Regions from separate parts of the Mus musculus genome. Here region 1 is linked to region 2. A link is a loop called in an ENCODE intact Hi-C map of the cell type or tissue named here. Cell type or tissue: heart. All regions are shown on one strand. Links, peaks and the distances in the headings refer to the core of each region. The heading gives the core; the rest is flanking DNA. Region 1 has its middle 74 kb from the start of Atp10a. Region 2 has its middle 150 kb from the start of Ube3a.

Region 1 (2,925 bases), core at 143-2,642, 500 kb after region 2:
AAATATTAGCCTAACCTTCAAAGGATAAAAATAGCTTTCCTTGAACATTCTTGGAGTGTTTCAGGGTTCTGGAGAATTTCAGTTCTTAAAATAACACTTGCCTTGCCCATTTGATCACAGTGGTGCCTGCATGCTGTGGAGAATGGAAGGGAGGAGAAGGAGCCCCCAGAGTTGCCTTTTTGTCTCTACTCTCCTGAAGGGTGTGGCTGTGCTTTTCCCACAGGGACTGCCAAACTGAAACATACTTTGCTCCACCCCCAGAGGAAAGTACTCAAGCTCTGTTATAGAACACTCTTGTTTCTTGGTCTGAAAGAGGGAACTGTCCTGTGTACAGCAGGGGATGTCACATACATGAAATCCAGATTGCTCACTCTCAAGCTGTGGCAAATCCTAGTGCTTGGACCATTGCCACCTAGCTCCTGGGCTTCTTGATCCTGCCTCTGGGCTGTCTTTGAGAATTTATAAGCCCTAAATTTCACATAACTGAGAAGTTCCCAAAACGATTGCTGTTACCTCTTCCTTTCACCCTTTGGCACAACATTAGGTAAGCGCTCCCATGTAGTTTAGTCTTTGGGACAGTAGTTCAAGTGTTCTGAGATTCTCTTTAAAGCCACTGCTAGTAGGACTAGGATTGCAGCTCACTGGTAAAACATATGTGCTTGGCATATACAAGACCCTGGGCTCAATCCCCAGAATCCACCAATAAAATGGCAAAGTCAATATTTCCCCTAGTCATTTCATAGTAATTGACACACTTGAGAAATCACAGGCACCAGTGCAGCCTGCCCCTTCATGGACATGCAGCTCAGATGCCTTCTCTGTGATGCTTGGGAGGTGATGTTCTCCTTGTACCTCTGCCCTCATCTATTTCTTGCAGTTCCTGCTCAACTGCTCCCCAGGTCTCAGTCTATGTACAAAGAAAGCTACCTGTAGGGAATGAAGCCAGCATTGTTATTTAACCAGGTAGAAGATGCCTCAACTCACTGCTTCATTTGGAAGAGGATAAAGTGGTACATGCATGACATGTGGTGCTATGTCATCACTGCACAAGGATGGCACACTTCCAGACAGCCTAGGGAATCTGTGGATCACAGTCCCCAGTACCTATACCCCAGGCTCTAGACCCTAAGATCATCTTCCTATGGGGGAATATGTTCTTCAGATGCAGTACCTCTGTCAAGCTCATTGTTAACTCTTCTCTACAAAACTGCTTCTCTCCAGAACAATTTCAATTTGAGTCTTTCTTTCAAATCCTCTTGATGCACCCTGCTGCATTCCTGGTACCTGTGCTACCTTAAGATGGAGGCTAATTCACCACCTTCCTCCAAGCCTGGAGAAGACCCAAGAGGATCCTGACTTCAGGTGAAAACCTCTGAAGAAGCAGCACATGACTCAGAAGCATCTTGCTAATGCTTAATACAGGATGATAGGTTAAAGTGAACCGGTATTTTTCCTTCGCCCCTCCCCAAGGCAAAAAGTGTAGAGGCAAGGCATGCACTGTAGACAATGGCACCATCTAGTGGTGAGCAGCCCACACCACTGATGACAGAACCCTCTGTGAGGAAAAGTCAAGCAATTAAAGTGGCTTGATCTGCTGCAACCCTATAGGTGGAACAACATTATGAACTAACCAGTACCCCCGGAGCTCTTGTCTTTAGCTGCATATGTATCAAAAGATGGCCTAGTCGGCCATCACTGCAAAGAGAGGCCCATTGGACATGCAAACTTTATATGCCCCAGTACAGGGGAACACCAGGGCCAAAAAGTGGGTAGGGGAGTGGGGGGGAGTGTATGGGGGACTTTTGGGATAGCATTGGAAATGTAAATGAGGAAAATACCTAATATATATATATATATATATATATATATATATATATATATATATATATATATATATAAAGTGGCTTGATCTGACATTGACTTGCGTTTCATCTGGATCCTTCTCGTAGGCCTTAAATAAAAGTGCGACTTTTTCTTTTAAATAAAAAACATTTAGTTCTATTTTACTATGTTCTCTGAGAAGTGTCACACTAAAAGAGGAAAGCATGCTTTTCTAAGCTAAAACTGTCCTTTTGAAGCTACTGCTAAGATGGCAGCAGGGCCAACACACTGTTCCTGACTGTCTTGGCAAAATTCTTGTAACAAATACCTCCTGCCTCTGAAGCAAGGTCTTGTTGTATAGCTCAGGCTGGCTTGGAATTTGTTTTGTGCCTAGGCCGACTTGGTTTTGAAATTCTCCTGCTTCAGCTTCTTGAGTGTTATGCCTCACCATACCTAGCTTGTAAATTTGTATTGGTAGAAAGGTATATGAGGAGTGAGCATGTACTGTCTAAATCTAATAGTTTGCCATCAAATACTTGGGCCATTATAGAAGGAGGCGGTTGGGGTGGACCAATTGGAGTTCTTACAATCCCAGGGAACCATAGGCATGAGAAACAACACACTGGCTTTCCAGCCTGAGAGTCATATGGAGGGGGAAGAGAGCCTCAGAGAAGCAGTCCGAATACTTACAGTGCACTCAGCCTACAAGCATTTCCTCATCCCTTGGACTCCCGCCTCTGACCTGCAAGGATTCTGATGTGGATGTAGAAACAAATTAAATTTCACATAGAATATCTAGTAGAGTAGACCTGATTTCTTCATTTGCTCATTTTGCTACAGACGCTGGTTGTGCACAGCCTAGGATGGCCTCATGCTCACAAGCCTCTTAACTGCTGAGATTATAGGTGTGCACCCCTACCTTCTGTTGGAATTATATTTATTTCTAACAGCAGCACACCTTCTGCTGAAGGAGTCTTCTCTGGGTCAGCATTTACAGTGGATTTAGAAGAGGTAGGAGAGTTCTGTGTTAGCTCTGGAAGTTCTGGAAGAGGCCAGACTGTTGTTACAGCTCCTAAAGAACGCCGCTGGCATTCTGAATGTATG
Region 2 (2,925 bases), core at 120-2,619:
AACAGAACTATAGAACAAAATGTAGTCAAGGTTGCTTAACTATGAAAAGATTGATATTTCAAGTATATTGCCTCTAAAACAAGTAGGACTATATCAAGTGAAAAATATACCTCAAGGGGGAGATAACCAGAGTTTGAAGAGGCACTAATGAAACTGATAAATAAAGAACTTTAAATAGCTAATATTATTATGCATTATTATATATAAATTGTTATTATTATATATTATTTAATATACTATTAATTATAAAATCCTATTTTAATTTTAGTTTTATTTTATGTATGTGTATCTTTGTGGGCATATGTGCTCATGAATACTGATTCCTTCAAGACTAGAGAAGATATGAGATATCTTGGAGATGGATTGAGCAGGCCAGTGCTGGAGCTAGTAATCAATCTTTTGTTCTTTGCAGAAACAGTAAGAAGTCTTAAGTGGTAAGACATGTCTCCAGCCTCCATTTCATTGTCTTAATCAAATGTATGATTTTCCCAGAATATTATCTCTATATTCATTATCTTAATTTCATTTTTCTTTCTGTGATAGAGCACAATCACAAAAGCAACCTTTGACAAAGAGTTTACCTTACCTTATAGCTTATAGCCCCTCAGGAGGCAAGTCAAGGCAGGAACTCAAGCACGGCAGGAACCTAAAGAAAGGAACTGAAGCTGAGACTAAGGAGGACTTCTACTTATTGACTTGCTTCTTCTGGTTTGTTGAGTTTTCTTTCCAATAGTATCTCTTTCCCAGTGGTGACACCACCTACAGTGGTTGGGCCCTCCTGTATCAAACATTTTTCAAGAAAATGAGCTAGAGGTTTGCCTACAGACAAGTAAGGCATTTTCTCCGTTGAGGTTCCCTCTTCTCAGATGAGTCTAAGCTTGTGTCAAATTAACAACAACAACAACAAAAAAAAAAAACTAACAACAACAAAAAAAACCCAACAGCAAAACAATCACATTAAATGCGAGTCCTATCTCCGGGTCTCAGACAAGCTGCTCAGTGTCTCTCCGAAGGGAAACCCCAGTGAAATCTAAGTTCCGAACCCTGAATATGGTTGACATGCACTGGAACGACACTCTGTTGTTACCAGCAGATGTCACTGTTTACATGTAAAACTTCAGCAGCCCCTCAATGCTTTTACATTAGTTTAATTTGCATTTTCTTATTCTAAAACAAAACAAGCTCACTCACAGTTTCTTGTAAAGCCGTATCACGTCATAATTTTTCTTCTGGAAAAGAACTGTGTGTCCTCTAAGGAAGAATCATACATGTGAATGGAGACACACTTTTTCTATATTTAGTTACACTATGAAGGCCCATCAGAAAAATAAACATCACTGGGTGTGGTAACACATATTATCAATTCCAGCACTGAAAGGCTGAGGTAAGAAGATCAAGAGTTTGAGGTCATCTTAAGCTATGTAGCAAGACTCTGTCTCAGTAGTAAGGATAATAACTGCAGAACACCTACCGATCATCTCAGGTTAGGTTCTGTGATTAGAAGCATCCAGAACCAGATAAAAAGCTCTCCTCTAGGATTTCGAAACCCCTTTTGAAGAGATTAGACTCAAACAAAATGTAGTACCTTAAAATGTTTGCAGTCAAGTCATGAAATAAAAAAATGAGTATTATTTTTTATTAGGAAGATTGGAAGATATTAATGGTGAGAGTAGGTGGAAAGATTTATTAAAAGGAATGAATTTATGAAATTCCTAGCCAAATGGATGGACCTGGAGGGCATCATCCTGAGTGAGGTAACACATTCACAAAGGAACTCACACAATATGTACTCACTGATAAGTGGATATTAGCCCAAAACCTAGGATACCCAAGATATAAGATACAATTTCCTAAACACATGAAACTCAAGAAAAATGAAGACTGAAGTGTGGACACTATGCCCCTCCTTAGAAGTGGGAACAAAACACCCTTGGAAGGAGTTACAGAAACAAAGTTTGGAGCTGAGATGAAAGGATGGACCATGTAGAGACTGCCATATCCAGGGATCCACCCCATAATCAGCATCCAAACGCTGACACCATTGCATACACTAGCAAGATTTTATTGAAAGGACCCAGATGTAGCTGTCTCTTGTGAGACTATGCCGGGGCCTAGCAAACACAGAAGTGGATGCTCACAGTCAGCTAATGGATGGATCACAGGGCTCCCAATGGAGGAGCTAGAGAAAGTACCCAAGGAGCTAAAGGGATCTGCAACCCTATAGGTGGAACAACATTATGAACTAACCAGTACCCGGAGCTCTTGACTCTAGCTGCATATGTATCAAAAGATGGCCTAGGCGGCCATCACTGGAAAGAGAGGCCCATTGGACACGCAAACTTTATATGCCCCAGTACAGGGGAACGCCAGGGCCAAAAAGGGGGAGTGGGTGGGTAGGGGAGTGGGGGTGGGTGGGTATGGGGGACTTTTGGTATAGCATTGGAAATGTAAATGAGCTAAATACCTAATAAAAAAATGGAAAAGGAAAAAAAAAAGAATGGATGAAAAATCTAAAGTGTGTGTTCATCTGGTTCACAGTGGAAAAGTACTGTTTTGTTGTGTTGTTTTTGCTGAGAGATGAAAATATACATTTAGATAATATAGCTAATGAAGCTATGAAAAATGAAATGGATTTCAGGGTGCTGTTATAGGATCTGGGAGTAAGAACAGAAATGTCAGTGATGATCAGCCAAGTGAGCCTGTAATCTCTCTGCTTGGGAGGCTGAGTCAGGGTGATTGTCTCAATTCCAAACTCAGTCTAGACTTCCTAGTGAGTTTACAATAGGCTGAACTACAATGTGAGAACCCATCTTACAGCAAACTGAACCAAACCAAAACATAACCAAACAACAACAACAAAACAATAACGAAAATAAATACATGAAAGGAAGTGAAGATTAGAACCCGGAGATAAAAGGAAAGAGC

What was found. A loop is a pair of places that touch in the nucleus more often than their neighbours do. Peaks named below come from ENCODE experiments on the same cell type or tissue, not always from the same donor. Only the 100,000 strongest peaks of a DNase experiment are listed, where the experiment ranks them.
Region 1: a loop joins it to region 2, with 8 times the contacts of the local background. A loop is called at or near these places in 19 of 42 quality-filtered maps.

Annotation. Positions count from the first base shown.
Region 1 is chr7:58,583,021-58,585,945 of GRCm38, reverse strand. No RefSeq gene overlaps it. Among named protein-coding and RNA genes, the nearest start is that of Atp10a, 74 kb to the left of the region's middle. In heart, for the core only: a CTCF peak has its summit at 1,506 (motif pointing left); no DNase peak of the experiment used is centred there; H3K27ac peaks cover 390 bases.
Region 2 is chr7:59,078,464-59,081,388 of GRCm38, reverse strand. No RefSeq gene overlaps it. Among named protein-coding and RNA genes, the nearest start is that of Ube3a, 150 kb to the left of the region's middle. In heart, for the core only: a CTCF peak has its summit at 1,095 (motif pointing right); no DNase peak of the experiment used is centred there.